Linked DNA regions of Mus musculus: all the other regions are linked to region 3. Evidence: chromatin loops called from intact Hi-C (ENCODE). Cell type or tissue: gastrocnemius. All regions are shown on one strand. Links, peaks and the distances in the headings refer to the core of each region. The heading gives the core; the rest is flanking DNA.

Region 1 (7,732 bases), core at 1,187-6,186, 200 kb after region 3:
CATTCACTTTTCTCCCTTAGAATAGATGATTTCTATTCTGTTATTGGGGAGGGATGTTATTTTTAATTTTATTTTGAGTAAGTGGAATATATTCTATGTCAGGCTCATTTTAGATATTTAAGCAATTTTAAGAGTGAATAATAAAATATGTGACTTGCTATGCTTGTCAAATATGCAGCCTCATGCTTTATTCAGAGCTCTCTTATGGATGTTTTAGGACTCAGGAAAAGTCCTTGACCTTGTGTGATTTGTTCCTGTTCTTTCAGTTTTTTTATAAAGATTATCTACTATTTTTAATTATGTGTGTGTGCATGTGAGTACAGGTGCTTACAGAGGCTGTCACTGACAGATCCCGTGGAGCTGGAGTTACAGGCCATCGTGAGCCATGCAATTCGGGTCCTGAGGACAGATCTCTCGTCCCCTGGAAGAGCAGCTCATGCTCTTAGCCACAAAGCTGTTTCTCTAGCCCATGACTGTTTCTTGAGCATCCTGTCTGACGGTCATCTCTGCCTATCTGAAGATGAGCAGCACTTACCACACCATTCCGAGCCCTTTGTGCCAGTAGTAACTGTGAGCCACTGCTGTGCATGTGCCTCCTCTCTTCAGCTGGAACAATGGCTCTTTGAATGGAGAGATCCATGAGGCTTTTGGGTTCTTTTAGATTGCACCTGAGATGAGAACTCAGTGAGCAATCTGGAATGTTTATTTGTGCATGTGTGAATCACCCAAATTGTAACAGGCATCTTTCCTGAAATCATGGGAAATATGTTCCTTAAAAAAGTGAAGTTCTAAACGTCTGGCAATTAATGAATGGAATACCATAAAAATGTAATGGAGCAATGACCATGAAGATACTTTATAAATTATTACATGCTTAGTACATATTGGACTATGGTTGAATTATCTCACATTTCACCTGCTTGCTTCTAATTGTCACTGGTCAGTTGAGGAGGCAGGCTTTCTTCATTGTTTCTTTGTTCTCTGGTTTCATCCTGACCTTGACTCTGGAGCAGTGACCCTCAGCTAGATAACCTGACATTCAGCAGTGAGTCACCCTCGGCTATTACCTGCATTTGTCAGGGATGCTCACGCAGCATGTGTGCAATTCGCCCATGTTCCTCAGCCACTGTCTCTGTGATGAAACATCTTCTGTTCCAGAAATCTTGAATCTAATTTGACAAAAGCACACTACGAAGCCCCTTCTGTCTTTTTCCCTCCTCCCAACTGCCAATAACGTCTGCTGCAGACTTGAACTCACAAGCTAATTGAACTTCCCTGCAATCTTTTGCATAACCTCTTCCCATAGAGACTTGGTGCCGTTATTAGATACACTCTCAGAAGCTACCTCACTGACCAGAGATGGGTCACCCTGACAACAGAGTGGATCTGAACCAGTTTAGGGTTTATCAAATGGTGCTTTTCACATGGATTTATACTTTTTTATTTGATTTAATTGTAACATCCTTGAGGATAGGAAAAAATTATTAAAAATATTCTAGAAAAAAAACATAGACTGTCTGGAACTGGAGCAATAACTAAGGAGAGAAACCTGGGAATAAAAAGTGCAAATCAGAGATAGTAACTGCACACTTCTGTGTCTGAGTGTGCCAGCCTCCAGTCGGACCAATTATAACTATATGTCCTTGGATAAGTGACTTAACCTTTCTAGGTCACATCTGTAATTCAGAGATAATAAGAATATTTGCCTCCTATGGATGTTGATAACAAATGTAAAGTGTTTGTAGCAGTGCCTGCAGCATAACAGAGGCAAAAAAAAAAAAAAACCCAAAAAAAAAAAAAACCGAAACAAAACAAACAACAAAAAAAACTGTGTATCTACTATCATCAACACCATGGCCCTATTAGTTCTTTCATACAACATCAGCAAGATAGGCAAAAGGCAAGAGAATACACTATAAACATCAGGTGGCATGTATGTAGATTTACTCTACCAAAGTATATGTAGGCCAGGGGCTAGAAAAATATCAAGTACCCCTCGTGTGCATTGTTTTAAAATGTTATATGTGTTATATACTATTGATGACACCCTGAACTAGGGATCACTTCTGTGGTATGCCATAGACACTGAAATAGGCATTGAACAATGAAGCAATCAACCCAGAGGTCATAGTTAGTTACTTAAGATATGGATCTAACCAATCTGCATGCTTCACACACGGTGGATGTGTGTGCTTCAGGAGAAGAAGGGCTTCTGATGATCTAAAGTCATTTATCCAAAAAAATTCAATGAATATTTAGGGAATATCTTTGCATTTAAGATCCTTGACAAAGAGAAAATTTTGAAAATGTTTTTTGTCAAAAAGAAAATTGCATGAGGGCACATGCAGTCCAGTCCTGGGCCTGAGAACAGTGCCAATGATCACGCTGAAGGTACAAGTGTTAACCAGGAAAAGTGAAGTGCTTGTGGGACATGTGAGGGATGGATTTAGAGAGCCATGGGAAGATATTCAGGTGTTTGGGGACTTTATAATTTAGTGACTTTGAGCAAGCTGGCCCAGCTTGATGTGGGAGGCTTCGTGTCTACAGTGGTCAAATGAAGGTTTCTGCAGGATCTCAGCTACATACCTTTAATGTTCTGAAACTCAAACACCTTGCGTTGTTCACCCCCATACTTGCATTTATCAGTGCCATTTATTTAAGATTTGTTTTCTATTTTGTGTTTGCACATTGGTCATTCATTCATTTAGCCTGACTATTCATGCTGTCCTGTGAGTTTTCCGTGTGGTTTGTTTCCTCAGTTAAACTTTGGTCTAGCTGGGGGATGTATTTAACATCCAGGACTTCTCAGCTTTCGGAGTGTCCTAAATGGAATGGCCTACAATCAATGCTGTTCAGACACATGATAATGATGCAACAATATTTAAAGCCACCAAGAGTTGAATGTGGCATTCATGAATACTGCATAAGATCCTCCTTCAGAAGCTTTTATAGAGATCCTGTCCTTTTTGTAAGGTACTGGGATTTGTAGTTAGAAAGCTAAAAATGAGTCTGATAACTCCAGTCTTCAAGAAGCTTACCAAAAGGACCTTCCACACAACCATCCTAGCATTCAGGACTAACTAATAGAGTCCTTTCCTACAGACCTTCAATCTCATGACAACACCCCCACCCTGTGGTTGCCTGCTATCTCCTTGAAGAGTTCACGGACTCCGAACTCACTACTGCCCTTTCTGGCCAAGGTAACATCATGGCCACTCAAATTCTAGGTGGAGGGATATGTCCTAATGAAGAGCCATAGTCTCTTATACTGTCAAGGAGCCATGGAGACCATCTTCAAGCTAGAAAGTTGAAAGATGATGGGAAGTGGACTAGAAATGTAAAGTTCCTTTGTTGGCTCAGAGTCATGGCAACATAAAGGCAAAGGGCATGCTGTGAGACTATCTCATGTAACAGTGGCAGGCTGGAGACAAGGTCAAAGGACCTGTTAGAGACAGACAGGAGCAATGATTTGGAAGACCTTGAATGCTCTCCACATGTCAGGTAAGGGGATGGCCCTTATGAAAGTCATAATTCTACCTCTCACAAGTAGTTGGCTGAGTAAATCCCTATCTGTAATCAAATCTGCCATGTGTCCCTGTACCCATAGCCCATAACTCAACTGGACAATTACCCCTACACCCCCCCACACATACATCCCTCCCCCCCCCCCCCACACACACACCATGGTTTTCCTTCAGTTCAAAGACACATGGTTGGACGAGGAATTATTATAGGGCCCTCTGCTGGCCTGATTTTCCAAGCAGATCTGGTTCATGGGCATCACAGCTCTGTGGGGAAGCTATGTCCGTCTGCCTTACCTGACAAAGCCTCTGAGTGCTGCTTACACTGCTGGACATGTGCCAAGTGGTGTACCACCTCAGAGAGAGAGGGAGGGAGAGGGGGGAGAGAGGGGGAAGAGAGGGAGAGAGAGAGAGAGAGGGAGAGAGAGAAGGAGAGAGAGAGAGAGAGAGAGAGAGAGGGGGAGAGAGAGAGAGAGAGAGAGAGAGAGAGAGAGAGAGAGAGCTGATTTGGGGTTGGGACAGGTGTGGGTCAGTGATAAACAGGTCTTTGCCCATGATTTTGTCTCTCCCTATGATACTGAACCCATCACTAGCAAAGAAATTTAATGCAATGATTTCTCCAAAAGCCATCGAACCCCATTGTAGCCCTGCCTGAACATATAAATATACCCTTCCTGAGGACATATTTGCATTTTTGGGTGAAAGAAATCCATATATATGGCAAAGATGTCTCTGTAATTATAGAAAGTTTATTTCTGTCCCCAGATGTCAGCAATCAAATTCCCCATAAATATATTTTGTGTAAATCTGTCGGCAGCTGGTCTCCATTCAGTTTTCTGGAGATATTAGCCTGTCTTTGAGTTTATGACAAAGTTAAAAATTATTCATTAAACTGACCTGCAGTATATTCAGTAACTGGAAAATTGCCTTGCCGTTCTATTTGGTTTGTAGATGTGATCACAAGTAAATTTTTAACTTAATTAATTGGCCGTTTCTGTTGACAAGAAATTTATGTGGTAATAATTTGCTCGAAATAGATGCCGACTGTAGGAAATGAGATATCCATCATGGGCTTGTGTTCCAGCAGCTGCACAGTGGCTATTATGAAAGTATTTCAGCCTGCGTCGACCCCAGTGTTTGTGCAGTCAAGATTATATATACCCACGATCCATGGCCTGCCAGAGAGGCGCTGGTGGAGGTCTATGATAACAAAGACTCCGTGATTTATGGCTTGCTGTGAAAGCAGAGCTTGATGAGATTAAACAATTTCATAGCACAAGTGTTTCTCAAGACCTGATTTGTAGTTGCAAGCTGATGGTAAATCACATTTATATATCTGCAAGCGTGCTCAGCAGAGGACTGCAATTACAGTTTAAGACAGCTACTTTTTATTTAATTTTTATCCTGGTTTTGTCTCTTTTATATCCCCCTTCGTCTGCAAACCGTTCACCTTCACAAGTCCTTTCGTGGTTAGGAGGCCAAAGATTGAAGTCAGTGATCTTCTTCTTGTCCTCTTGCCAGCTGGGAGGGAGGGGGGGTGGAGTTCTCAGAGCAGTGCGGACTGGCTCAAACTGGCTTTGACTGGTGTGAGCTCTTTGTTCTATTCTGTGTCCTGTTTGCCTTCCTCAGGGTGTATAGCAGACACTTGTGCTACTTGGCACACAGATGGAGGCCAGAAGCCGTCCTCATCCTGGTTGGGAGGGCATCATCTTGTACATGATGTCTGGGAAAGATGGGGATTGCTTTCATTTTGGAAGTCAGAGTGCAGTGTAGTAGGGGAATGAGGAAGCTCACAGCTGGCTCCCCTTGAATGTGACATTGGAACTGTGCTTTTCATGCAGACCCCTGAGGACTAAACTCTGGAACCAGTCCACTTAGTCACTTAGTGATCTAAAAAAAATGATCTACTGTGGCCTCATCTCTGTGCTAAGTAAGCAATAGGACAAACATCTCTGCCTTCCTCACAATACATGGGTGTGTGTGTGTGTGGCTAATAATAATAATGACAATGATAATAACATAGTCTTAAATGGTTGGTGCTTACATTACTGGAGGTTGGAAGGGAAGAAAACAGCATCACTCCTAGCTGAGGAGGCAGAGAGAATGAACAAGGCAGGGACTTACAAAGTAGATTGTAATTTAAGTAGTGGGAAGAGAGTTCTGGACATTGCAATGGTTTGTATAGTCGAAGACGTGGGCTCAACTATGATAATTGTATCACTGGATAATTGTAACAACGGTATAATAATAGCAGTACACATTTCCAGTACATCATCTTACTTACTCTTGGAAACCCAGACCTTGAACATTCTTGTGATCTTTGATTCTCGAATGTTTTGTTGTCTTTCACCATGGAATGGTGAAACGAGCAAGAAAGCATTGTGCCTCTAGGCCATCAGTCAAAGCTCGAAGAGCTCTGGCTGTTCACATGGGCCTGGTATAAACACAGTCACTGGGTAGAGGGACTCAGAGAAAGTCACAGGGACAGGAGGTGATGCGATGAAGAGGGCTGAGATGGGAGTGCACTTTGATGATGGAAAGAAAGAAATGCAGGAGAGACAGGGCAGGGGCAACTCCAAGCATTTCTACTCCTCACAGCATCCAAAAGAAGCAGCTTGATTTCACCTACCAGGACCTGTTTACAAATGGCTAACATTCAAACAGTAAGTCTGTGCTCTTTTAAGACACAGAAGCCATGGCAGTGTGTACAGAAAACCTATACAAGAGCTAGCACATTTTACTGGGCTCCACATTGAGTCTGTAACTGATTTTAGTAGGATAGTGAAGGAGGTGTTTTTGATTTCTGTATTTTCCCAATTCTGTACTAGTTGCAAGGCTGGTAGTATTTCTGCCTATTTTGCTCACAAACCTCTAGTGCCTAGGACAAAACACAAGATGTACTCACATCCATTAGATACGAGTTCGGGGATTAAGTGAATGATTTCATTCTGTCTGTGGAATATGGTTGGCCATTCTCTTCAGGATTCAGCTTCTCCCAAGCCAGACTGCTTATGTCTGAACTGGCCATTTATGAGACACAAAGGAAGAAATGCCTCTCCATTTCTTATGGTCTAAAAACTTATAATATCTCAATGTAGTAAGGAGGTCATTAAAGCCTGGACTGAGAACCTCTAATAGATGTATACTAATGTGTGGCTAATTGTGGTATGTGTATACACATATGCATACATACATGTATGTTTTCATAGATTATATTTTGTCTTGGCAACAAGAAAGTGGGTGAATTTTATACAGAACTTTACCCCATGTTCGTTTTGTCTTATATTTTTTATAAAGTGTTTTCTTTCTTAAATCCCCATCCTTTCTAGATATTTTTTTCAAAAAGATTTCTTTATTTTTATTTTGTGTGTATGAGTGTTTTGCTTGCATTATGTATGTACACCATGTGTGTGCCTGGTGCCCATGGAAGCCAGAAGAGGGCATTGGATACCTTGAGCTGTTTTGGCAGATGGTGGTAAGCCCTTGGTAGGTGCTTGGACCTAAGGACAGTTCCTCTACAAGAACAGCCAGTGCCCTGAACCACTGAGCTATCTCTCCAGGCCCATCCATGGTATTTTCTACCTATTTGTTATTCTAGGTTTTGTGCCCCTGGAGTCTTTTAGCTGGGTGCCTTCAAGCCCAGGCTTCTTCATCAAGACAGCACAGATGCTAAACTGACCAATGAAGTTCTTTATTGGGGAACAAGCCAATCCTCTATCTTTGGCCAGGCTTCCAGAAACCTGCTTGAAAAATCTGGGGAAAGCAAGAGAGCTGTTTCTCCCTCTAGGGTACTAGTGTATTAGCCTCCCAATAAAAGTTAATTGAATTTAATTTTATGTTTTAAGTGTGATGCATTTTAAAGTTCTCCCCAGTGCTAGAGTCCCCATTGAAAAAGCAGTAAATTCATATTATTAAACCACCAAATGTAATTCAGCTCAAATAAGCATATTTGGCAATCTTTATTCTGGGTGTGTGGGACTGACCTTGCCTTGAAACTAAATCACTCCATCCCAGACAAAGTCTGTTTGGAGTTAATTGAGGAAGCAGTGGAGAAGTGCAGTGGGTCACTCGGAGCTTTTTATTCTTTTTCTGGCTCTCACTCAAAGACTTGCCATGGTATACGTTTTCTAATGCCAGGGCCTCCATCCTTTTATAAACACCAATAGTTACCGCAGTGTGGGAGGTGATAAAGTGATGTAGGTCTTCCCTCT
Region 2 (7,732 bases), core at 1,187-6,186, 600 kb before region 3:
TGTAAATATTCCTAGCTTGATCATGCTACCAATATAACAGTACTGAGTGAGGTATGGGGAAAAATGTGCCCAATTGGTGTTTGGGCCAGCAAAGCTGATTCTGGCATACCACTGGGTGGGGACTGACCTTGGGGTCTTGGGGAACAGAGGAATATGTGGCCTCCTCATAACTAGAAGGAAAGGCCAATGTGCTGCACATTGAAGTACAGAAACAGCAGCCTCAATGTAAGTCCTAGCTCTGTGTCCTCTTGGCTGTGTGGCCTTGAACGAGTCATTCCATCTCTGCCATGTGTCGTTTTTTCATCTGAAAAATGGGGCTATCACAGTTCTGAGGGTCAGGTGATAGTGAATCCTGCTCTGTGGGTTGACCCAGACATCACACATTACTGTTAACCACATGGAAGATTTGGAATGTCTTCATGGTCATTTAGAAAGGAAAACCTGACAGTCCTTAGGGGGATTGTCTAGACCAGCTTGTTTCATGTTGAAATCTTGGATTTTCTTCAGGATTTGGATTATGCGTTTGTCCTTTTGTCGTTTGTTTTTGCAGTGCTATGGATTGAACCCACATTACTGAATATGCTAAGAGTCTCAAATCCAGGATTTTAAATCCGCAGGCCCAAGAATTACCTGGGATTGCTCATGTGCGTATGCCCTCCATCCTAGCAAGAGTGGTCATGGCACATCTGGGGTTCTTTAAAAATGGTTGCAGTTTCTCAAACTACCCTTAACTCCCTCAAAGGCTTTAGCGCCTCTGGCATGGAGAAGTGTGGACGTCCCATCCCACAGGAACCACCCAGGGATTCTGCATGAGAGGAAGGGATTGGAAAATGCAAGAACAAAAACGTCAGGAGCATCAGAGAGCAGCTGAGGGTCCAGCATGCTCCTCCCTTCATGGCAGCCAAAGCTGGAGAATTCTTCCAGCAAGAAGAAATCCAGAGGGTTCATTTCCCACTATCTCCTCTCAAGGGACCGGTGGTCGCCTGTCCCTCTATCCCTGCTTGCTCCTCAGCCTCTTAGCTCCAAGCCTCTGCTGCTCTTCCCCAAGTGGCCACCCTCTTGCCTCACTCTGGAGGTTCCTGAGGAGCAGTGAGGTGCACTCCATGGGTCACTGTTGGGTGGGTGACAGGGCAGGATTAGCACCACCTCCACCCTGCTATGATCAGTGCTTTCATCTGCCTTCTTCTGACTTGTGTTTTGTTTCCTGAGGTCACTTCGAAGTAGAGTCCTGGTGGGCCAGTCTGTTGAGTGGTGGTGGGTCTGTGTTTTAGGTTCTTATCAATGATATGGAGGAAGGAGGCTGTGCTGGTCCCATCAAGCCAGGCTTTGGTTTCATTTGTCTTTGTGGGGCTGGGGAGTCAGGTCTAGGGCCTCAAGAAATACTGGACAAGCTCTTCAGCACGGAATTTCACCCTTAGCCCCTTTAGTTTATATTTTAAGCTGGGTTGCCCAAGTTGGCTGTGAGCTCATGACCAGCCCCACCTTAGTGAATTAAGTATCTGGGATTATAGACATAAACTTTATTCCTAGCTTTTTTCTCTTCTTTATAATCTTTATGTAAGATTATACACCACATGTATATACCAAACATGGTATACTATACAAAGATTATAATTTTGTGTAAGATTGTGTGTTGTGTGATGTATGTGTATATGTGTGAACATAGGTAGGTGCATGTGTCCCATGATGGGGGTGTATAAGTGAGGACAGTCTCAGAATTTGGTCCCTGCCTTTCAACTTGTTTCAAACAAGGTCTCTACTTTGCTGCTGTGTGTTCCAGGCTAGTTGGCCTGTGAGATTTAGGGGATTCTCCTAGACTGCCCTCCCACCTTGCTATAGGAGCACTGGGATTACTGACACATCCAGCTTTCCATGGTTTCTGGGGACTTGAACTCAGGTCCTTTCATTTGGGCCCCAAGTGCCTTATCTATTGATCTATTGCCCTATCCCTTTTTTTGTTTCTTTGAAGAAGACCCTTTGTGTGTGGATTATAGGGCACAGTGAATGAGTCTCTGGTCAAAGGTTTTTCCCTCCCTCCCTCCCTCCCTCCCTCCCTCCCTCCCTCCCTCCCTCCCTCCATCCCTCCCTCCCTCCCTCCTTCCTTCCCTTCTTTAGTGTGTGTGTGTGTGTGTGTGTGTGTGTGTGTGTGTGTGTGCCTGTGTGGAGGACTCAGTCTGATGTCAGGAGTCTTCCTCCATCAGTTGCCTCTGTCTACATTGAAATATGGGATCTCAGTTGAACCTGGAGCTCAACAATTTCACTAATCTGGTTGTCTGGTTTACTCCAGGGATCCTTTGTTTCTGTCTTCCAAGTGCTACAATTCCAGGCAGGCTGTTCTGCCCACCTAACATTGTTCACATGGGTTCTAGAGATCCAAAATCGGATCCTTGTTTTCATGACAAATTATGGGAGTGAAAAACGACTGTTGACTGATCTTATTGAACTGTATTGCATGACACACGGATAATATCTAAACTTATAACTGAATCACCATTGCCTCAAACCTGAATCAGAGCTTTCATGAGCTTAGCAGGCATTTGTCCTGTCTACATTACCAAGAACCTATGGTTGAGCCAGGGGTAGTTGTGCATGCCACTCTGCACTGGAGAGGCAGAGGTAGATCTCTGTGACTTCAAAGTCAGTCTGATGTATATAGTGAGTTGCAGGACAGCCAGAGTTATATAGAAAGATCCTGTCTCACTAAAAAAAAAAATCCTATGTTTTATAGGTAGAAGTCTCTAGCCAGTGGCCCTGTATGAGTCTGCTAATGTCTTTTATAGCTCCTACTTTTTCGTCCCTTAGTCCCATGGCTCTGTAATAGTCAGTTTAACCTGTTATGCAAAGTGGGGAAGACTAGAGACCATAGCAGCTAACTTCTGGTTTGGGAGGTTGTACATCCAAGATCAAGGAGTTGGCTGGTCCTGTTTCTGGTAAAAGTTCTCTTCCTGGCTTACAAGCCAATTCTTTGTATGTTGAAAGAGAGATGAGAAGGGAGAAAAAGGGTGAAGAAGCAACAAAAGATATCTCTCAAGCCCACAAATCTTCTCAGATTATAGTTCTGCTTTAATGACCCCATTTAAATTTAACTACCTCCCTAAAGGCCTCATTTCAAAATATAGTTACATTAGGAAATAGAGCTTCCAATGAGTTTGCTGTGGAAAACACAATTCAGTCCATAGCAATCTTGAGTTGGTCTGAGGCCCTAATGTACCCAACTAAACATCATATTCTTAGCCTCCCTTGCAGCTATATGTGGCCATATGGTAACATTCTAAACACTTAGATACAGTCCAAAGAGTCCTGTGAGTTTTGGGAAGACTCATTAAAAGAAAAGAGGCTGTGTTGGCCTCTTCACGCTTTTCTTTCTGGTTGTTTGGCACCATACAATGGTAGCTGAACTCAAATAGCTATCTGGGACTCATATGACAAAAGAATGAAAGATTGCCAGGTTGGGCTGGCAGAATTGTGATTGAAGACCCTGGGTTTCTGGTGACCAATGGCCTTCCAGCCTAGACTGTCCACTTGTACTTTGAGAGAACATTTATCTTCCTTATATCATGATGTAGGGTTTTTTTTTTTTTTTGTTACTGTCAGAAAGTGCAGTTTCTAACTAATGTACTGAAGTTCACCTTGGGCCTAGGTTTTAAGTCCAAACTTACAAGTTTCCTAAGGCCATGCATGTTCCTTTGTGTTCCCCAAACCCTTTGAAAGAATAGTTGCCCTTAAGACAAACAACTTGTTGCATATTTCTCTTTTTAAAAACTTAATTATGTGTGTGCATGTGTTATACATATGTAGGTATGTATGCCTTTTGTACGAACAAAGAAGGACATTGGGTGTAATGTTTTCTGACATCCTTATGTCTTCTTCCCTTGAAATGGAGTCTCTCATGGAACCTGGAACTCTGAACTCAGGTCCTCACTATGTGCAGGGGGCAATCTTACTTAGCCCTGTTCTTCATCTCTGTGCTCTCCTTTTGCCTCCCTTTTTCTAACACGTATCAACACCTGCTAGGTTTTATGTACCATGCTAGCAGAGGAGTTTTCTCCATTAACTCAACCTATAGACTTGGTAGACAATAGAAAAAAAATATCTGAGGCTGGGGATGTAGTTCAGTTGATCATGCTTAGTATGCATGAAACCCTGGGTTGGCTCTCCAACACTGCATCAACTGGGTATGGTAGTATAATCCCAGTACTCAAGGAGTGGAGGCCAGAGGACCAGCATTTCAATATCATCCTTGCCTACATAAAGAGTTCAAGGCCAGTCTGGAGTACATATGACCCTATCTTACAAAAGAAAAAAAATGTGTCTGGAAGATACCAGATAACTTCAGATACAGGACTTGGAGGATCCTATCTGGTTCTGACCCGAAAGCCTGTCTGAGGATTAGCTTTCATGGTACTGGAAGGTGCCATAAAAACTTCCAATGGAGAGAAGCAACCAGTTGTTCTTGTCATCTATGAGGCCATGAACTATAGCAATGGCCAGCATGGCATGACATTCCTAAGGGCATAATAGTGGCATGTGTACATTGGCAGTAACCAACAGCTCTTTGGTTGGACCAAAGGCCCACTCAACAAGAGGAAAATCATGCCTGGTACCAGAAACCAAGCCAATAACTAGAGGCTGGTTAGGTCGTGGATCCTGGAGAATCTACAACTGCCGCTTTACCAAACCAGCATCACCCCTAGAAATGTACCCACAGATGAATGTACTTATACCCACAGATGAGCGTAGTCCTTACCCCTCATCAAGAAAACGTTCTTTGCAACAGATGGAGACTATCACAGAAGACCACAGCCAATCAAAATGCAGAGAACCATGTTCTGGCTGGCCCTGACTGATGCATCTAGAACATAATTCCTGCACCTCAGTCTCAGAGATCATAGTGGAAAGGGCGCAGAAAGATTGTGAGAGCCAGAGGAACAGTGAGATTGTGTTTCCTAAAGATGTCAGAGAAATGATGAGACCCATGAAGTCTCATCAGAATAGCTGTATAAGTAAAATCTGAACAAGGATACCAAATAGACATGCCTTTTGTACAAACAGGATGGGAGAAAGCTCACAAGGCCTCAGCTATAGATCAAGAACCGCAGGCAACTAAGGGATGCTCAGAGTGGGAGAAACAGGCATGCCCAGGGAAAGGCACACCAATCGATCACCAACACCAAGTGGTCATCCCAGGGAGCTTTCAGAAATTAGGGTGGTAACAGCTAAGGCCAAAGGAGGAGTTTGGAGTTAGCAATATGAAAGAGCATGTGGGGGCAGGCCCAGAGTCCAGTGCTGCGTTATAGGAACACATCTTTGTTCCCCCTTTGTTCCTCACTTGTGAGATGGGGAAGGCAACAGAGATAGATACCTATAAACGTATGGAAACGTAAGGAGCATCAGCATCTGAGGCAGCATGCCATTCACCTGTATGCACAGCCACAGGTCACTTTGGAGAGGACTTCACCGTTGTATCTGTCTTACTCCTGGTTACACAGCTGTGGGGAAATCCTCGTCAATCCTTATCCCTGTCCCAGTGGCTTTCATATGTCTACTCTCACCTCTGTGTAAATACAGAGTGTAAAAAGGGGGAGACCTGGAGGTGAGGATTGAGACAACTTCCTTCCTTCCTTCCTTCCTTCCTTCCTTCCTTCCTTCCTTCCTTCCTTCCTTCCTCATTCATTCATTCATTCATTCATTCATTCATTCATTCATTCATTTTTTGAGATAGGGTCTCACCATGTAGCCCCAATGTCCTGGAACTTAGTGTGTAGACCAGATTGGCCTTGAACTCACAGAGATCTGCCTGCCCCTGCCTCCTGAGTGCAGAGAGTAAAGTTGTAGCTAATAGACTCAGCCTAGTATTGGGATAATTTTGAGGGTGGTATATTAGTCACTTTTTTTTTTTGTTGTTGCTATGAAAAATTACCTGGCAAAAGTAACTCTACAGAAGAAGGACTCACTTTGGGTCCCATTTGGGGGACACAGTTCATCACATTAGGAAGACACGGTAGCTGGAGCATTGTCCATAGGGCAGAGGGATCTGCTCATGCTTGAGCAGATCAGAAAGCAGAGAAAGATCAGAAAGTTGGCTGAGCTATTAACCTCAAAGCCTGTCCACAATAACTTACCCTTTCAGCCAGCCCCCACCTCCTGAGACGATTCCAGCACTAGCTGCTGGGCTATGTTCAAACACATAAGTTTGTGAGGGTCCCTCACACTTGCGCAGTAACAGGGGCAGAGAGAGAGGGTGGGGGAGGGGGAAGAAGGCATTCCAGGGGAGGACCATACGATTGGCATAACTGAGTAGGAGATTGGGGTTTAGCTAGCAGGTAGAGGGTTTGAACTGTGTTTGTGGAGCCATGGAGAGCACCAAATAGGACTCATCAGAAGAGGAACCATGATCACAGGTACCCTGGAGAAGCTACTGGGTCAAGGGAGCCACAGACAGCTCTTCAGGCTTTACTGAGAGCCACGGTAAAGGCTCAGTGTAGGTCAGATAGGAACTTGGACACTTCAGATTTTAATTATTGTTGATTTTTCCCACCCATGCTGAGAATCAGACCCAGGCCCCACATGTGCTTGGCACATGATCTATCATTGAGCTGTTCCCAACCCTTATATTTAGTATCTTATTTGAGGCTCCAAATCACTCCCGGTAGGATGGAATTAGTGTCTCCATTTTACTGATGAGAACATGGAGGAGAAGAGGAAGGGAGGCATAGAATAAGCCAAGGAGGAGCTAAGAGCCTGGCTCACTCAGTCCTGAACCTGTTCCTTCTACTGTAGCTTATGGTTTTAAGCTGTCACATGCTACAGTAGAAGGGACACTTTGAGAATGTCTCCTACTGCCACACCAGACTGGGACTCAAAGTATTTTACAGACACCTTCTACAAGCACTCCACTGGCACCCATCCCCACCCCTGATTCCAGGCACATTCTGGGATCAGCACCTCCCATTTCAGGCCGGTGGTCTGCTAGATAGGAACCCACATATTCCATATCAAAGATGCCAGCCTAGGCACCCGTCGGATCTCTGAGTAGACGTGACTGACATCTGAGGAGATAAAGTTGCAGGATGGCGGCAGTGGGCTTTTGGATAGGGTAGAGAGGACATGAGTGTGCCCATGAGTTGACAGTTTCTTAGGTTGGAAGAGAGTTCATGGGAGTCCCTCACACCATTACTTCAATCTCCGTGTTTGGAAAAGTCTTCATAATAAAAATTAAGATAACTCAGAGGACCTCCCCTGCCCACCCCCATACCAGATAAGTCAACGTCTGGTTTCGGGCATTGCCCTATTTTAAAATCTCCTCCTGTAGGGGCAGCCAAGGTGAGAATCCTGCTTATGCAGCTTGAAAGCCTCAAGGTAGAGTCATGCCCAGCCTCAGCTTCCTCATTTGGAAAATGGGGTAAATGACCCCATGGCGGTGTTGTGAAGGTTAAATAGGATGAACACTAACATGTTGGCTGTAGTCATTAAGAGAAGCAAGGTCACAACTCACAGCAAAGATGTGGGGGTCACTTAGCTTCTCCACCAGAGGAAAGGAAACATGTTGGATAGAATTGAATGGAGAAGGCTTTGTCCTCTAGCCCTACCATTCACTTCCCGGACTTTGTCTTAGTTTCCCCATTGAGGTGAAAGACCTGTAGAGAGACCTCAAGAGGCTTCTGTGAGCTGTCTCCTGGCCTGTGAAACAGGCACCCCAGAGGACTCTGAGTCTCATCCTCTATCTAGGCCA
Region 3 (7,732 bases), core at 866-5,865:
ACTAGCAACATTACACAGGAAAAAAAAGAATCTGGAAACCAGACAAGAGACGCAGATTGGGGGTGGGGTGGGGGACTCTTCTCTGAGGTCTCACTCCCATACAGAGCTCTGATGTGTGTGGCCTGTACTGTGGAGAAAGAAGCAGCCTTGGGAGCGGGGCAGTACCCCTGTGGTGGACTGGCTTTGCCCTCTTCATCCTGCGTCATTTTTGTTTTCTGCCATTTAGGAGCAGTGTCGGAAGGAAGTTTTTCTTCTCCTTGCTGGTTGCCAACCCTTTGCTGTGTCTCATGATAAAAAACAAAACAAAACAAAACAATATTTACATAACATACCTTGGAACAGTATGTATCTAAATGGTGCCTTTGAGCAGAGCCCCATCTGATGTTGGTGCACAAAGAACTTATTAGCTTCTCAGAAGGCTTCCTGTTGAGTGGGGGTGGGTCTCCACTCTCCCTGTGGCAAGCAGGGCCCTGTCCCTGAAACAGTTGTGGCTAATGAGCTTGGTTCGCTGACTCCCGTGGAGAAAGGGACTCATAGCTCATTTGGTTGAGAACTTGACTTTTTATTCAGTATCTGATTCCCAGAAACCCACCAACTAGGCCTGATGGAGCATGCAGATATCTCCCAAACTGGGTGGGTTTAAGCAGGAAGGTCAGAAGTTCAAAGGTCATTCTTGGATTCATAATGCATTTGAGGCCAGCCTGGAATATATGGGAGCCAGCTTTAAACAAGCAGACAAAAAAAGCCAAGGGCTTCAGAAAGCCCAAAGATTCCCTGCCCACCCCATACGATTCCACCACACTCTTCCCCTACCCCCAGGTCTCAGGACAAGCTAATGGATGGCAAGGGGAGGCAGCCCTGAGCGAGAATACCATTGTCCTCTGAGGTGGGAGGCACACAGAGCCAGCAGGCATTCGGGATGCCCCAGTTCAGGCTACAGGGAAATGGAGGAGCCGAGACAAAGCTCCGTAGCCCACTCCTAAGCCCCCCAAAGGAGGGAGTTGTTTTGCTTCCCAGAAGCCTATGAAACAGGATGACCCTAAATTAAAGTGCAGGCAGTTTTTCATGTTTGCCTACACAGCACATAGCACTGACCTCAGAGCCCTTATGCTCTGGGCTCTAGAGCCAGAGTAAGACCACATGACACTGGACATTCAGATGGGAGCAACCAAAGATTTCATGAGCATGCTCTACTCCTACCCTTGGTTTGGGGAACCCTCTGTCAGAAAGCTTACCATGGAATCATGGGTACCTGGGGAAAGCTTCCCTGCTAAAGCCCATGGCCAGGGGTGCACACAGAACGCACACAAGGTGACAGGGCCTTAGCATTGGCACAGTCAGTAAACAAATATGTGGCAGACATTCTGGTTGGCCGTACTTTATAGACCAGCCAGGGACTGAATATGTGTCTTCCCTTCACGGCCCTGTGCCTCACCAGGCTCCAGCCGATGCAAGCTCAGCAGCATATCTCCTGGGCCTGGCTGGTGAGCAAGCTGCAAAAGCCCTGGGACTTTTGACTCCCTTTAATTACCATTTGTGTGTGCCCAGGCAAGCATCTGTGCACAGCTGCCTCGTGGTCCCCTCCACTCCAAACACTCCCGAGGGTCCCTCCCTCAGGTGAAGAGCTAATTTCAGACTACATGGGTAAAGGAAGCCTTCTTTCCCTTTCTCTTAGAGTATTTTTTATCTTTGAAACCCATGCTTAATCCTTAATGCCTTTTTTATTTACTGCCTTAAAATCTACACTGCTATACTCTATGCTGGGGGAAAAAAAAACCCACATTCCATAAATTAAAACTTCAGACCAGGGCTTTGAAGCAGAAATGCTCCCAGCCTGTCCCTACACAAAACCAAAACCAAGGAAAAAGAAATAATGAAAGAAGAAAAGGCTTTCTCCTCGGCCTGGAGTGCTTATGTAATTCCTCCCTGTCAGGCAGCCATAGGGATGCTAGGCAGTAGCAAATTAAGTGATTAGCTAAAAAGGAAAAAAAAGAAAAACAGAAAGGAAGGAAGAAAGGAAGAAAAAGGAGAGAGGAGAGAGGAGAGAGGAGAGAGAGAGAGAGAGAGAGAGAGAGAGAGAGAGAGAGAGAGAGAGAGAGAGAGCAAGCCCAAGGATGGGAGGACGTAAGGGGAGAGAAAAGCTGCCTTCCTGGCCGTTTCCCCTATGACTGTACATAGCAGAACCGCTAAGAAATGATACTTGAAGTTATATTTATTATTGTAAGAGGGGTATGAGATTTCTAGGCAGGAATGATGGATGACAGCTTAAATTTGTGTCCAGGGAATGAAGGTGAACTGTGACAGAGTTATTTATCTTGGGAATGGAGGTTAGGGTCAGCCCAGGCTGGGTGCCTGAAGGCACAAGACATTGACAAATTTATCCTGCAGGCCGTATCTGAAGCCCTTTGTTTTGGATCCTGGCTTCTCAATAAGTGACCCTCATCCTTCATGTTGGCAATTCGTGAAGGATGCGGTGAGTGCCAGCGGGGCCCCTTTCTCCCCCTCGCCCCCACCCCGGCTCCCTGCTACTAATTCTTGTCATTCACTCTGCTGACAGGCACCAAGCCCAAACTATTCCCAGTTCTGAAAGGGAAGGTTAAAATATTTATTTCGGCTCATAATGGCCTCTCTGATTTACTGCAGGATCTTTCCCCCCCCTTGCCTTTGTCATTGCAGGTCACTGGAAGGACTGAGTGCATTCAGGAGCCTGGAGGAGCTCATTTTAGACAACAATCTGCTCGGAGACGACCTCGTGTTGCCAGGGTTACCCCACTTGCACACCTTAACCCTCAACAAGAACCAAATATCCTTTTCTGGCACCCAGGACGTCAAGTCCCCGCAGTAGCCCACTTGCCGCCCAGCTCTACGAGGGTCCCATTCTGCCACCCCATACCCTTCTCCTCAAAAATACCTGCAAAATGTCAAATGAGTTTTATGTGTCAGCTAAATTAAAGTATGTGAAATACAGTCGGTGGGCAGACAAAGCGTTCTGTCTTCTGGCACTCGGGACACTTCAGAGTAATTTATTATAGGTCATTCATAAATGAAATGCACCGTTATATCTTCCTGTTGCTCCATTTTAGTGTAGAGATCTAAGTTATGGCTGCGAGGAAATCTTTTTAATAGATAAAAATAGAGAAAGAAAATAATGTCACGGGTGCCTGGGAGGAAAAGCTGCTTCTGTTTGCCTGGGCTTGTGTGGGAGGGCGACCTCTGGTGGCAAGCTGTGGGTAATGCCGCTAAGTTGACTTAGTCCTTGTAGACTTCTGGAATGCTTTTGGTGTAGGCTGGGGAAACAGTTCTGGATATCAAGAAGGGAGAGAGCTGAGGTGTACAGAGAAGTGTGAAGGTCAGGCCCTGTACTCCCCTTGTATGCAGCTCTAGGTGTGATCAGAGGCCTAGGATAACCATGGTGGGTTATGACCTCTTTTGGGTCGGTGAGTACCCAGCCTGGGGTGAGAATTAGGGACTAAATGCCCTGGCTGCTACAGTAAGGATAAATCAGAAGACTTCTCTAATAGCATAAGGTACACAGCATCTCCATTTGTTAGTGCTCTAGGTTACCAGGCACTAGGATAGCAGCTCCACGAGGGAGGGATTTCTGGAACCTTCCTATGGACAATCCGGCCTAGGTAGAATTCACATTCCACAAATATTTGTGGGATGAACAACATATTCATTTCTTACTACTTTCTCACTGAACACTCATGGGAGTCAAGTCCTGGGGGAATTTTAAGCACCTCACGCTTCATTCTTACCAAGTCCAATGAAGAGTGTATAGGTTGTTCCAGTAAACAGTGAACAAGATGAAGACCTGGGTTCAAGATGGAGACCTATGCCAGCATGTAGGATACTTTCAAAATGACTTATTAGCCTCCTGGTGCCTCAAGCTCTAAGTTAATATTTTCTTTATTCTGTAAAACATTGTCTCAGCTAGTTCTTGCTACTATGACAGAGTACGGTTGACTTGCCACTGAATTCCAACCACCAGCGAGTGTCTGTTGCTCACAGTCTGGAGGTGGGCAGTCTGAGGGCAGGGTCCAGCAGGAGATGGATTTTCGTGATGTGTCCCTTGCCTGTCCTTGCATTGGGGACAGAGCAGGAGGAGGGAAGGGGAAGAAGAGGAAATGTTCTTGTCTGCTCTTATCAGTAAATTAATTCATCCTTTCAAGAGCTCTACCTTTAGGACTTAATAACTTCTCAGGAGATTTGGAGTTGAAAGATTTGAATGGTGGGAGTGAGTTGTAAACAGTGCTTTACAAATGCGCCCCTTTATGGCCCTCATCCATGGGTGCTTTATCAGAAGTAGAGGAAGATGGCTTAGAAGTAAGTCTAATGTCATCATGTCATTCACGGTCCGTGTCATAATGACATTTAGTGGAGGTTTCCTTCATTAACCCTTTGCTCTTCTCGTCTCCGAGTTATTGTTCTGTGTATTTTCTATCGTCCTTGGCTGTCTCAGATGATCAGCTGGGCCATATGAGCAACTGGATCGAGGCGAGAAGGATTGTTCGACTGAACCTTAGATGATACCATTCATCCTTTGAGCTTCAGCCCATGTCTTGTGTCTCACATCACTGCAGGATATTCCGATTCACAGACTTAGTTTCATACGTCCTCTTGGTCACATGTAGCTGTGTGGCTTGGTACAAGTAAACTTCTGGGAGCCTGGTCCTCAGCTCTAGAGACAGCTTATTTCAGGGGTGGTTTAGTCTCAGCACCACTGAAACTGGCAGGCATCTCGGATTCCAGAGTCCTGGGAGATTGACTTTGTCTTTTGTTAAGTCCTTTTCCTATTCTGTGCCTTAACTTCCTTGAACGGTAGTGGTAATGCAAAGAGAGTTAGGGGAACAGCCTGGGAAGTCACTGTGTTGCTGAGAATCCAATTACATAGCTGCACTTTTATGACGCATCTAATTATCAGTGGATACGGACTACAAAGTGTCGTCTCACTCAGGTTGCTATGCCCCACTCAGCAAGTCATGCAATTTCTCTCCTCTTTTCCTCCCTGATCTACTGGTACTGTGACAAAACTCAGCTTCCCCATCCATTTGATCTGGAAATCGCAGTCTGAAAGGCAGGCAAAGGCCGACAACAGTGTATGCCATCCTCTTAGGCTAACCGCCTCTTACACTGGCCCTGCCTTTTCAGGTTAAAACTCCATACTTGTGAAAATGTCCCAGTTCTGCACAAGCGATAGGGTGGGCATTGCTGATGCTGTCCCAGGAGATACTCCAGACAAGGACAGGCTCTGCCAGCTAGCTCATGTAGCATAACGACCCACTCCACAAAACAATAAATGTTCTATGCACTTCAATTCTATGTGAGTCAGGCCTCAGCTGGATGGCTCTTCTGATAGACTTAGTTTGTGTCACTCAGGCAAAGATTTCTTTTCTTACTAGCACTAGATAGTCTAAAATAACCTCACTCTTATGTATGCAATTAGTGCTGGCTGTTGGCTCAGCTGCCTGCCTAATGGGCTGCATATGCTATCATACATGAAAGGATTGGTCCAGGGCATAAACCCTAGTATACATGTGCTTGTCAAATCCTGCTAGTATTATGAAAGCAACTTACACACCAATGCAAAACAATGTGGGAGATGACACAGGGGTTCATATAGAGAATAGCTCATTTCTATAGCTATCTATTACACTGGCCTTGCCATCTTGTCTCTATGAGATCTCTTATTTAGTTTTCACTATAAAGCATCTTATTGCCTCTCTGAACTATGTTTTTTATACATGCCAGACCTACCTGCACAGGGATTGTATCACACCCCCCCTATATCAATTAACAGTTGATGGAGTCCATCTACCCTGATAATGGCTAGGTTTGTGTCAAGTTGGCAAAAGCCAACCATGTTGTCATCCTGAAAGTATGAAAACCATCCTCAGTTGACTAATGTCATTATCACCAAAGGGAGAGAGTCCGGTGAACGTATTTCTTAGGCTTTTATACTTTACTGTAATTCTAATCTCATTCTGAGATTCTGGGAACTACTAATGATAATTCTCTTTTACTTTTTAGAAAACCCAGACTGCAAGCTTCTAGAAGCCACATAGATTGCCACAGGTACTGCTTCATCTAGACCCCACTTAGGCTGACTCCAAGCCCCAGACTCTAAAACTCAAAAGAGAAGCAATCCTTTTGCTAGAAGGGACTTGCATGTGGGAGGAGTCAGCTGTTAACTGTAATATTGCACAAGGTGGTAGTGGTGGTGGGGACTGCGGGAATTCTATCTACAGAAGAGATTCCGATGTCAAGACTCTCTCACATCTGGAAAATTTCTTGTCACTTTACCAATTAATGTAGCTGTCACATTTATATAGGTCTACCTCCCAACCCCCATCTTTGTTCTATCCCCTCTTTGTTCAAAGTAATTAGTCATAGGCCATAGACTTGAAAACCTACCCCTAGCCCTCTCTCTCTCTCTCTCTCTCTCTCTCTCTCTCTCTCTCTAGCAAGACTGAGGTTTTCTGTGTTGCTCTCAATCATGTGATCTCTCAACAGTCAACCCCAAGTAGGCTACTGACTGAAAAAATGTTAAAAGTGCAGATGCTTAATCTTTGCACAATTTAATGGTCGTCCCCTATCTTTCCTTGTGGGAAAACACAGACTTTATTTGAAATTATGCTTAAAAATTTTTTGCACTATTTCCATCATCATCTATACTAAGGTGGGAACAGTTTGAATGGTAGCGCACACAGGAAGAAAGAATCGTGCTACATGTTACCCAGCTGGGCGTGGCTGTGTCACAAAACTGGACCTCACCCTTAAAAACAGTATGTAGCCATGTGTGTTTGTGTGTGGATATGCACATGTAAGTGCAAGTACCAAGAGGGGGCATAAAAGTGCCCCAGGTCTCCTGGAGCTGGGGTAATGGATGGGTGTGAGCCGCCAGAAGTGTGTGCGGGAACTGTGTTCCCATGTTTCACAGGAGTAGCAAGCCATTAGCAAGCCATTTCTCCAGCCGCCGCCACCCCAGATCTCACTTTTAACAGCAGTTTCTTATCATCTTAAATAAATATATTTTCCTTTTCGAGGTCTTGGTTTCTTTGATAATACATACCTCAGAGCATTGAGCAGAGTAGGCGGGACCATCTATGGGAAGCCGCTGCTTGTTAACACCCAGAGACCCTTGCTGCTCCCTGGTGCACATAACTAAAATGTCTTGGTACACTTAGAGAAAACCACGGTGCTTTGAAAACATGAGCCTAAGCTGAAATATCCAAGACAAACGGCACAGCTGGATGACAGTGTATTATCTTCCCCCCAAACATATTAAACTCTTCACTTTTCAGTCTTTTAATTTCATCCTTTTACTAGGAATTGAGTCATTTCTTTCCATAGAAATGACTTAGACTTCTTAGACTTGAACAAAGTCTCTGTCATTTACTGTCTGTGTAACTTGCAATCTCATTTTTCTTAGGGTTTTTTGTTGTTGTTGTTGTTGCTGTACTAATATTTCTGATATGTATGTGTCTGCAAGGGTGCACTGTGTACTTAGCATCCAAATGTCTGCTATTAGGTTAAAATTTCCCAGGGGTTATAAAACTGGTCCTTGGCCTGGAGATGAACCCAAAGGTGGGATGTTCTACTCTCAGCTTGGAAACCACCCCGGCTTATGTGCAATAGGACCTGCATGCCAGGAGGTTCCTCTCCTTCCGTCTTCTCTAAACATGTAAGAAAGACACCACTTTGATCTTGCACTCTCTGTATAGAATTGCTT

What was found. A loop is a pair of places that touch in the nucleus more often than their neighbours do. Peaks named below come from ENCODE experiments on the same cell type or tissue, not always from the same donor. Only the 100,000 strongest peaks of a DNase experiment are listed, where the experiment ranks them.
Region 1: a loop joins it to region 3, with 2.6 times the contacts of the local background. A loop is called at or near these places in 3 of 42 quality-filtered maps.
Region 2: a loop joins it to region 3, with 4 times the contacts of the local background. A loop is called at or near these places in 32 of 42 quality-filtered maps.

What each region holds. Positions count from the first base shown.
Region 1 is chr14:22,778,766-22,786,497 of GRCm38, forward strand. The region is part of intron 5 of Lrmda (leucine rich melanocyte differentiation associated); the gene reads left to right. All of the region lies in intron 1 of Gm30926 (a long non-coding RNA gene), which reads right to left. Among named protein-coding and RNA genes, the nearest start is that of Gm30926, 19 kb to the right of the region's middle. In gastrocnemius, for the core only: CTCF peaks have their summits at 3,143 and 3,778 (motif pointing left); DNase peaks (open chromatin) are centred at 3,814 and 5,156; H3K4me3 peaks cover 661 bases; H3K27ac peaks cover 1,384 bases.
Region 2 is chr14:21,973,410-21,981,141 of GRCm38, forward strand. No RefSeq gene overlaps it. Among named protein-coding and RNA genes, the nearest start is that of A330001L22Rik, 12 kb to the right of the region's middle. In gastrocnemius, for the core only: no CTCF peak of the experiment used is centred there; no DNase peak of the experiment used is centred there.
Region 3 is chr14:22,575,172-22,582,903 of GRCm38, forward strand. It overlaps Lrmda (leucine rich melanocyte differentiation associated), which reads left to right. Exons shown (of 7, transcript NM_028275.1): 3 at 2,677-2,803. Among named protein-coding and RNA genes, the nearest start is that of 4930405A10Rik, 36 kb to the left of the region's middle. In gastrocnemius, for the core only: a CTCF peak has its summit at 3,211 (motif pointing left); DNase peaks (open chromatin) are centred at 2,512, 2,749 and 3,221; H3K4me3 peaks cover 380 bases; H3K27ac peaks cover 493 bases.